Regions from separate parts of the Homo sapiens genome. Here region 1 is linked to region 2. A link is a contact called in ENCODE Hi-C data. All regions are on one chromosome and are shown on one strand. Each heading gives the region's core, a stretch centred on a gene start or an enhancer-like site at or near the end of the contact. The rest is flanking DNA. Distances are from core to core; before and after follow the strand shown. Region 1 holds the start of MAPKAPK2 (MAPK activated protein kinase 2). Region 2 holds the start of ZNF281 (zinc finger protein 281).

The links. A loop is a pair of places that touch in the nucleus more often than their neighbours do. Pooled maps may share reads with other maps.
Region 1: a loop to region 2 is called in a map of ascending aorta, with 10 times the contacts of the local background. The contact joins the promoter of MAPKAPK2 here to the promoter of ZNF281 in region 2. A Hi-C loop is called at or near these places in 1 of 168 maps with a recorded cell type or tissue (ascending aorta), 1 of 37 single-sample maps with no recorded cell type and 4 of 50 pooled maps.

What each region holds. Positions count from the first base shown.
Region 1 is chr1:206,681,571-206,686,709 of GRCh38, reverse strand. MAPKAPK2 (MAPK activated protein kinase 2) reads right to left here and starts at 1,805. Exons shown (of 10, transcript NM_032960.4): 1 at 1,202-1,805. The coding sequence starts at 1,480. It overlaps LOC124904495 (a long non-coding RNA gene), which reads left to right and starts at 1,904. Exons shown (of 3, transcript XR_007066833.1): 1 at 1,904-2,969; 2 at 3,167-3,359; 3 at 3,600-4,570. LOC124904496 (a long non-coding RNA gene) reads right to left here. Exons shown (of 3, transcript XR_007066834.1): 2 at 5,120-5,139; 3 at 3,722-3,803. RefSeq lists silencers at 540-629, 1,040-1,129, 1,140-1,189, 1,650-1,829.
Region 2 is chr1:200,407,163-200,412,159 of GRCh38, reverse strand. It overlaps ZNF281 (zinc finger protein 281), which reads left to right and starts at 2,124. Exons shown (of 2, transcript NM_001281293.2): 1 at 2,124-2,214; 2 at 2,437-4,997. The coding sequence starts at 2,455. RefSeq lists enhancers at 264-870, 1,546-1,595, 1,142-1,719, 1,720-2,297, 2,298-2,875 and a silencer at 1,936-2,115.

The DNA of each region.
Region 1 (5,139 bases), core at 556-3,055, 6.3 Mb before region 2:
ATAGTTCCACCCATACCACATTTCTGAGTTTTGTACTTGACAACTGAAATACAGCTCGCTGTGGGGGCTGAAGGGGAAGAGAAAAATATAACACAGGAAGTATTTTTCTCCTCCTCCAATCATTGAGACACCCCAGGGGAAACAGACCTGAGGCGTCACCTTTAGAGATTGGTTTGACCTGAAACCCCTGTGAGAGGAAAACCTTGTTGGTGACCCTGCAAGACCGGCTCACACTTCACTGCGGACCCACCCATCTCATGAGACCTCCCAGTCCATTGTGTTTAACTTCTGAAGTCGATATTCTCACTTGAATCCTTATTCTCCCCACCACCACACCCCTTAAAGAAAGAAAAGGGATGGGCTCCCCCGGCTCAAGGATAATGTTTCCTCAGACTGCCCATCACGGCGCGAGTCCAGGACAGCAAGTGGCCCTCTCTAGGAGGCGGAATCAGCACGGGCCCGGCCGCGGGTTACAGACTCTGTTCACAATGATCAGCCGGGCCGCGGACACCGCCGGCCTCTCCCCGGAGCCGCCCCGCGCGGGCGTGGGAGGGGGCCAGCTGAGGGGGCCAGCTCCGGGATCCAAATAATCCCGCCCCCGCAGCCGGGGGACACCCAGGACCCTCCCGCCGCACACCTCCTGCCCGGCGCGCCCCAAGGCGGCCCGGCTGCCCTCGCGAGGCTCGGGGAAGTGAAATCACACATTCCGGCTCCCAAATAAGGAGCGAGGCTAAATAAACCTCTGCGATCCGACTTCTCCAAACCAACCGACCAACCGGCTCAATGAGTAATGGGCCTTTTGTGCCCGCAGAGAGAGAAAAAGGAGGGAGGAGAGGACGGGGAACCACCAACCCCAAAATCACTTCCTTGAGATGGAGTGAAATTAGCAGAAGTCCCGAAGCCAACCGTTCTGACTCGGCTGGATCCCGCTCAAACCCCAAAATGGCAGGGTCCCCTGAGTCCCCAGGAGCGGGTCCCAGGGCTCCCGCCCGGGAGCGGCCGGAAGCGGTCAGGGAGGCGAGGGCGCTGGGACCCGCCGCCCGCGCCGCACTCGGCACCGCCGGCCCGGCCGCCCCGCCCCGCCCCGCCGCGGCCACCCCTCCGCCCCGCGCCGCGACCCAGGCCGGGACGGGCACCCGACGCCGTGGAGCTCCAGGGCCCGGGACCGGCCCCGCCTCCCCTCCCCGGGCCCCAGACCTACTTTGAGGGCGAATTTCTCCTGGGTCCTCTTGTTGAAGATCTGCAAAACTTTGCCGTTGATGCCCAGCCCCAGGACCTGGCTGGTGACCTTGTAGTCATCGATGATGGCGTTCTTCTTGATCTGCAGGCCGGACTTGACGTGGAACTGCGGGAACTGCTGCGGGGGCGGCGGCGGCGGCTGCGCCGGGGGGTGCGGCAGGGCAGGGGTGGGGGGCTGCGGCGGCGGGGCCGGGGCGGGGAACGGCACCGGCGGGCTCTGGCCCTGGGAGTTGGACAGCATGGTGCCCGGGGACGCCGGGGCACAGGCGGGGGTGCCCGCGGCCGCCCCCTCCTCCGGCTCCGGGCCCCCTCCCCGCCGCCCCCCGACGGGCTGCGAAGTTCGCTCCGGGCTGGAGCCGGCTTCCCCGACCCGGCCCGGCTCCAGGCTCGGCGGGTCGCGGGGCTCCGTGGGTCCCACCGCGCGCCGCTGGCTCCCACCGGCCCGGCGCCCTCCCTCCCTCCCCCCGGGGGCCTGGCGCTCTGGGGACCGCGGGGCGGCGGGGGCCCGGCCGGGGGGAAGCGGCCGCGCGACAATGTACCCAGCCCCGGGCCGGCGGCCGCGTCACAGCCTCGTCTGCGTCCGGGGCCGGTCCTTAAAGGGGAGGGGCGGGGGGCGGGGCCTGGGGAGGCGTGGCGTGGGGGGAGGGGCGGGCCTTAAAGGGGAGGACGCGCGGTGCCGGGAGCTGGGAGGATCGCGGAGTAGGCTGGGGGCTGCTGCCTCGCGGACAGTGAGAGGGGACAGGGAGAGGGGACGAAGAAATGCTAGTTCTTAACCAAGGCTATGCAAAGGGAGAGGGGAGGCGTGTCAAAGGAGCTGCATAATTCAGATGGAAAATCCACTCCTCTCCAATTGTCTGGGCTTCTTAGCGGCAGCGAATTGGGAGAGGGGTGTATTTCCAAGGACAGGGATGGCTTGTAGGTATCCAGCTAGATGAGACCTCGTGGGGGTGGGGGGGAGCTGGAATCACAGGGGTCATTCATCCCAGGAAAAGGTGTGAGCCAAAGGCGGGCGTATTAAATATTTCCCTAACTTCAACATTTTCCTCTGAGGTTTTTTGCATCTCTTTTCTCATTAATTTATTGTTTTTCAGTAAAGACGTATTATTGTGTAACCAGGAGCACTTTAGTAATTATACCTTTGAACATGTTTTCCTGTAAATAAACTAAAAAGGATACAGGGTGGGAAGAGGATGGGTTGAGATTGGGGCCACCTGAATTCCCGCCATCCTTTGCCACGGATTGGCTGTGTGAGGCTGAGCAAGCCTTGCACCTCTCTCTCCGTGGGAAGAACAGCGAGACCTTTTCAAAGGTTGTGGGCAGAGTCAAAGGAGATAATGAAACTGAAGGGGAGGCCCTGGGGAATGGCTTCTGATTTCCGATGTGGAAAAATTAATCCGTAAGAAGTGGGTTAGCCCCGTGTATCTCAGGAAAAGCCCAGGGATCTAGCTGGACCCTGCATAGAAGCTGCCAGGAGGCCTCCACACACATTCTGATGGGGTTCGAGATGACCAAGTACATTCCTGCCGACCTCCTCCCACCTCTGACTGGCAGAACATTTGAGAAATGGCAAGCAACCCAGACAGGTGAACACAAAACCTCAGCTTAAGTCTTGGTAAGGCCAGTTAGAGAATGAGGCTTGACCTATGGCCACACATGCCCCCTAATAGGTCCCCCAAAACTCCAGAGAGAAGACAACACCCCCAGAAGTGGCCACTGGGGATAGAACTTAGGTAGGTAAGGGACAAGTGCAAATGTCTCTTCCCTCATTCACCTTTCCCAGAAGATGCTTGTGGAGGCAGGAATGAGGGGGAGGAGTGAGGGGTGGGAGTTACCCTCCCAACACTGTCCTTTCCTGGGGCAGGTAGGGCTCTGTGGACCAAGGAGAGACATGTTTCCCCCGACACAAACATATGCTCTTCTCAAGCAGCATCTGCTTAGCTCCATGTACAAGGTGCCGTGCTCAGCCCTGCAGCGGTGGATGGTGTTATCTGATGGGGAAGAAGACAGATAACAGTGGCACAGAGAGGATGGCAGACACCTTCCTAGGAGCCCGAAGCACAGGGATTCTCTTCTGTCTACAGCAGCCAGCAGCTTCCTCCCGAGTCTACAGGATAGATACGGTTAGACAGCTCCCCAGATGCCCCTGACTCTTCAAAGACAAAGACACTATCTAAGGCCACGGGGATAGGAAAACATCTTCACTCCACTACTTCTATAGCACTGCTATCACCTCCCCGAAGCACACACAGGAGATGCCCAAGGACAAGAGGAACGCAGGGGTGGGAAGGTGGAAGGCTCCAACTGCTCAGGCTCTGGTGGGGCTGCTCTGGAGTCTGAGTTGGTCTTTTTTTTCTTTGCAGAGTCACTGGAAGCTCCCTATGGCTTGGTGTTGAGGTATCACCTGCTTTTCTCCACAAAGCTAGAAAGAGAATAACTTCCTTCTGCCTTTTCAGAGGCAGCAAGGCACAGTGGTAAGATGACAGGATCTAGAGACAAATGAGCTGAAGCCAAGACTGTCCTCCAACTGGGTTACCTTGAGCAAGACATGTAACATCTCTCAGCATCTGAAAAAGAAAAGAAAAAAACAACAAAATCTACTTTCGGGGCTGAGAGAGAATAAAATGAAATAGTAATTATGAGAACACATCCTAAAGCATAAACTATACATTATCATGAAATATTAAATATCACCATTATTTAGACATTGCTGGCTTGCTCCTCTGCTCTGTGCTCATGGCCTACGGATCTATTCCTGATATCAAAGCTGCTTTCCTACCTAGCTGGAGCTCCAGGGAGATGGTGAGGCCCAATGATCTAGGAATAACAGGACAACTGAATTCCCACCTGAGAGTCCTCCCGGAGCTGCAAGAGCCAAATAGGCCTAGGGGGCACACAGGGACTCTGAGGGTACATACATAGTGGATAGAGATTATATGAACTGCACACACAGCACCAGAAAACACACACATATATGAACACAACACATGAGCACAATGTGCCATGTAACAGAATAAACGCCTAGTGGATGAATAATTGAGGAGTAAGATGTGCTAAATGCAGAAGCACTGGCCAAGAGATCCTGAGTCTTAAGTTCCATTCTGATACTGACTCGCTATGTAACCTCATGAGAGCCCCTTGCTCTCTCAGTTCCTTCCTTCTCATCTGCAAAATAGTGACAATAACATCTGCCTTGCCTACTTTGTAGGGCTTGTGCAAGGATAAAATAAAAACTTTCCTACAGGAAGCAGTCCAAAGTCCTATTTGTGTAACACCAGGCTCTTAGCCATCTGTAATGAACTACTTAATAAACAGTTTTTATGGATGTGTAAAAGCGCTTTAAAACTTGAAAGTCTATGCAAATAGAAAGTACTATTTTTATCTACTATTAACATGCAAACACATATGCCATGCAATATAGTACACACAAAGACAATTTAAGGACCTCAGGTACATAGAAATGGATTAATTATAATCCTTGATTCATGACACACTCTCGTCATTGGATCATTGATCCATGCAGCTCCACTTTTATTGTTAGTTAATAATTATTTTTAATAATGCAGTAAGCACCTGTGAATCCACTACCCAAAATAAAAACTAGAACTTCGACAATAATTTACATCTAACTAGATGATTCCTCCACACACACTCCCCCAACCCCTCCATTTTCATGGCCCAAGACCCCATCATCCTGAGTCCTATGTTCACCTTTCCCTTGCTTTCCTTTTTATATAGTTTTGTTTCATGAAGGCATGTTCAAAGGTATCATAAAAGATGAAACTCAAATCACCTTAAAAGGGAGGTGGCCAAGGGTGATGTTAGCAGCAAGACCAGGTTAAAATAAGAAAATGCCTTGTCACAGTTTCAAAGTATTCCTCACCTTCTCATGATGATGGTGAT
Region 2 (4,997 bases), core at 875-3,374:
GAGACAGCATCAGATCCCCCAGATTAAGAGCCCAGGCCTACAAGACTGGCCGGCCGCATTTCAGATGCCAATCACAAGCCCCAGGTAGTTTTACCTGTGCTTCTGACTGACCAGCTGTAAATCGGGGTTCCCATGACCCCTTCCTTGGGCTTGATTAATTTGCTAGAGCAGCTCATAGAACCCAGGCAAACACTTACGTTTTCCGGTTTACTATTAAGGACATTACAAAGGCTATCGATGAACACCAGATGAAGAGATGGATGGGGGAAAGTCTGTGGGAAGGGGCGCGGAGCTTCCACGCCCTTTCCGGGTGCGCCATCCTCCTGGAACCTTCACGGGTTCGCTTACAGGAAGCTCTCCAAACCCCGTCCTTTTTTAGGTTTTTATGAAGGCTTCATTACACAGGCATGATTGATTAAATCATTGGCCATTGAAGATCAACTTAACCTTCAATCCCTCTCTCCTCCCCGGAGGTCGGGGGGTGGGACTGAAAGTCCCAAACTCTAATCCTGCCTTGGTCTTTCCGGTGACCAGCCCCCATCCTGAAGCTACCTAGGGGTTGCCAGCCATCATCAGTCGCTTCATTAGCATACAAAAAGACATTTATTACTTTGCAGATTCCAAGGATTTTTAGCAGTTGTATGCCACAAAACGGTTCAAAGTCCAAATATATATTTCACAATATCACAACTATACTTGACAGTATTAAAGTGTCAGTTTAAGTGGTGGAATACTTACATGTTGTTTCATGGGATTAGAAAAAAAGCAATTTCTTCTTATCTCAAAATTCTCATTAAATATTGTCTGTAAAATTTTTAGGGCAGGCTGAGAGAGGTCCATAAGTATTAGTAAATAATCCCTATGGTTTCGATTGTGAAATTTCCCAGAGAATTTATTATTTAATTATGAGAAGTTATTTAGCTAGAAACATTGTGATGTACATGTAACTTCATTAAGAAAACATACTATGTAAATAAGCTGTTGTCATAGTTCTAGTTCTTTTATTTAAAATTTCTCATTTATAAATATCCTTTGCTAGGAAAGTGTCTGGTTTAGATTTCTGCATGCTTAACATGAAATCGAGTGCCTTGTGTACATTAGACACTGAATAAATATTTGTTGTTTGATTTTGTTGATATAACTTTGATTTTAAGATTTTACTTCATAATTTTCCCTTACAAGAAAAATTTCTAAATTTGCAATGAGTTTCTCGGTATTCTGTACTGGCGAGGAAAGAGTTGATCCTAGCAGAGCTCTTAGAATGGCCTGGTGGTTAATTTTTCATAAACAATATAAAGGGCCAGGCATTCATAACGTGGCAAACAGACTGATTAGCCAGGCTAAGGTACGGGGGCATTTAAATAAGATGTAATGATAATGAAGTATGTGTGTGGGCGTGTTTTACAGGACTGCTGCACCTGGATTACGCTCGGTTTCCTCTTCCAGTAGCCTTCAGGAAGGTTGGCAGTAAGACAAGTTTTTTTCTTTTTCTTTTTTTTTTTTTTGTTGCAACGGTACCACTAATTGCGGTTTCAAAGCAGGCTCCTCCCATAAATGCAAAGGATATGCGCCCATTATTAGTGCTTCCAAATTCAAAGGGATAACATAAGCACCTGTTTTAATAAATGTTGAGCATTTGGAGTTGAATGCTTCTTGATAGAATCAAAAGTGCCCTCAATGATCCACTTCTAGGTTTGAATTTTATTTCAAGACCTGGATTGCAAAACCTAGAGTGAAGAAAGCCCTAACATTGAATCCTCAGTTTCCCTCACCTTCTCTTCCAGCCCCTTTCTCTGCATCTCCCACGCCACGCTGTAGTACAGTCCCCCGTAACTTCCCGCCCCTTGGGTTCCACCTCCTGAGCGTCTTTCCCCCAGAAACCCTCAACCACTTTCATCTCCTTCAGTGCAGCCCACCAATCACGCCTGTTCGCCTCGAAAGCCCCTTTTTAGCAGGGCTCCAAATCCCCGCCTCCCCTGCCCTTGCTCCCCCGCCTCCGCCCAACGGCCCCAGTGATTGACAGGCAGGCCGGGCGGAAGCTGCGGCGCAGGCGCCCTGGCTCCTTAGCCCTCCCCTCTGGCCGGGTCGAGGAGTTCCCAGCAGACACTGCGCCGCGGCTGCGCAGTACACGGGAGGCTTTTAATTCCATTGTGGAGAGGACGGCGTTATTTTTATTAACTGGAGGCGACGGCGGCTGCGGCGGCGGCGGGACCCGTAAGTATTGCCGGTGGGTCCAGGAGGGAGAGGGCGAGGCCTGGGGAAGAGTCGCAGGACCATGCGTGCCGGTGCCGGAGGCGACTGGGCTGGGAATTAGTGCTGGGCGCGTTGCGGTCTGGGCGGCGGCGCGGCGGGGTCCTTAGCGCTGCGGTGGTCCCGGCCCGGGGCCCGGTTCCACCTCCTTTCCTCCCTCTTCCCTCTTCCTCCTCCTTTCTTCAGCCAGGCCTCCTCCGGGGTATGAAAATCGGCAGTGGGTTCCTGAGTGGCGGCGGAGGTACCGGCAGTAGCGGTGGTAGCGGCTCCGGCGGCGGTGGTAGTGGCGGCGGCGGCGGCGGCGGCAGCAGCGGCAGGAGGGCAGAGATGGAACCCACCTTTCCCCAGGGTATGGTTATGTTCAACCACCGTCTTCCCCCGGTCACCAGCTTCACCCGGCCGGCGGGGTCGGCCGCCCCTCCCCCGCAATGCGTGTTATCCTCCTCTACCTCCGCAGCCCCGGCCGCTGAGCCCCCCCCTCCGCCAGCCCCGGACATGACTTTCAAGAAGGAGCCGGCGGCGTCAGCCGCGGCCTTCCCCTCGCAGAGGACCTCCTGGGGGTTCTTGCAGTCTTTGGTTAGCATCAAACAGGAGAAACCCGCGGATCCTGAGGAGCAGCAGTCCCACCACCACCATCACCACCACCACTATGGGGGGCTGTTCGCTGGAGCTGAAGAGAGGTCTCCAGGCCTAGGAGGCGGTGAAGGGGGGAGTCACGGCGTCATCCAGGACCTCAGTATTCTCCACCAGCATGTCCAGCAGCAACCAGCCCAGCACCACCGTGACGTATTACTCAGCAGCAGTAGCAGGACTGATGACCACCATGGCACTGAGGAGCCAAAGCAGGACACTAATGTCAAAAAGGCAAAAAGGCCAAAGCCAGAATCTCAGGGAATCAAAGCCAAGAGGAAGCCAAGTGCATCTTCCAAACCTTCTTTGGTTGGAGATGGAGAAGGTGCCATCCTCTCCCCAAGTCAGAAACCTCATATCTGTGATCACTGTAGTGCTGCTTTCCGAAGCTCCTATCACCTGCGGAGACATGTCCTCATTCATACAGGAGAAAGACCTTTCCAGTGCAGCCAGTGTAGTATGGGTTTCATTCAGAAATACCTACTACAGAGACATGAGAAAATTCATAGTAGAGAGAAGCCATTTGGATGTGATCAGTGCAGCATGAAGTTTATTCAGAAGTACCATATGGAGAGACACAAGAGGACACATAGTGGAGAAAAGCCATATAAGTGTGACACTTGCCAACAGTATTTTTCAAGGACTGATAGATTGTTGAAGCACAGGCGCACATGTGGTGAAGTCATAGTTAAAGGAGCCACTAGTGCAGAACCTGGGTCATCAAACCATACCAATATGGGTAATCTGGCTGTGTTGTCTCAGGGAAATACAAGTTCTTCAAGGAGAAAAACAAAGTCAAAAAGCATAGCTATTGAAAATAAGGAACAGAAGACCGGTAAAACAAATGAATCGCAAATTTCAAATAATATAAACATGCAGAGTTACTCAGTAGAAATGCCTACCGTGTCTTCCAGTGGAGGCATAATTGGCACTGGAATAGATGAACTGCAGAAGAGGGTGCCAAAATTGATCTTTAAGAAAGGAAGCAGAAAGAATACAGATAAAAACTACCTTAACTTTGTGTCACCATTACCAGACATAGTAGGACAGAAATCCTTGTCTGGAAAACCAAGTGGCTCACTTGGCATAGTATCAAATAATAGTGTGGAGACCATTGGTCTTCTCCAAAGTACAAGTGGCAAACAAGGTCAGATAAGTAGTAATTATGATGATGCCATGCAGTTTTCAAAGAAAAGAAGATATTTACCAACTGCCAGCAGCAACAGTGCCTTTTCTATAAACGTAGGACACATGGTCTCCCAACAGTCTGTCATTCAGTCTGCAGGTGTCAGTGTTTTGGACAATGAGGCACCATTGTCACTTATTGACTCCTCAGCTCTAAATGCTGAAATTAAATCTTGTCATGACAAGTCTGGAATTCCTGATGAGGTTTTACAAAGTATTTTGGATCAATACTCCAACAAATCAGAAAGCCAGAAAGAGGATCCTTTCAATATTGCAGAACCACGAGTGGATTTACACACCTCAGGAGAACACTCAGAATTGGTTCAAGAAGAAAATTTGAGCCCAGGCACCCAAACACCTTCAAATGATAAAGCAAGTATGTTGCAAGAATACTCCAAATACCTCCAACAGGCTTTTGAAAAATCCACTAATGCAAGTTTTACTCTTGGACACGGTTTCCAATTTGTCAGTTTGTCTTCACCTCTCCACAACCACACTTTGTTTCCAGAAAAACAAATATACACTACGTCTCCTTTGGAGTGTGGTTTCGGCCAATCTGTTACCTCAGTGTTGCCATCTTCATTGCCAAAGCCTCCTTTTGGGATGTTGTTTGGATCTCAGCCAGGTCTTTATTTGTCTGCTTTGGATGCTACACATCAGCAGTTGACACCTTCCCAGGAGCTGGATGATCTGATAGATTCTCAGAAGAACTTAGAGACTTCATCAGCCTTCCAGTCCTCATCTCAGAAATTGACTAGCCAGAAGGAACAGAAAAACTTAGAGTCTTCAACAGGCTTTCAGATTCCATCTCAGGAGTTAGCTAGCCAGATAGATCCTCAGAAAGACATAGAGCCTAGAACAACGTATCAGATTGAGAACTTTGCACAAGCGTTTGGTTCTCAGTTTAAGTCGGGCAGCAGGGTGCCAATGAC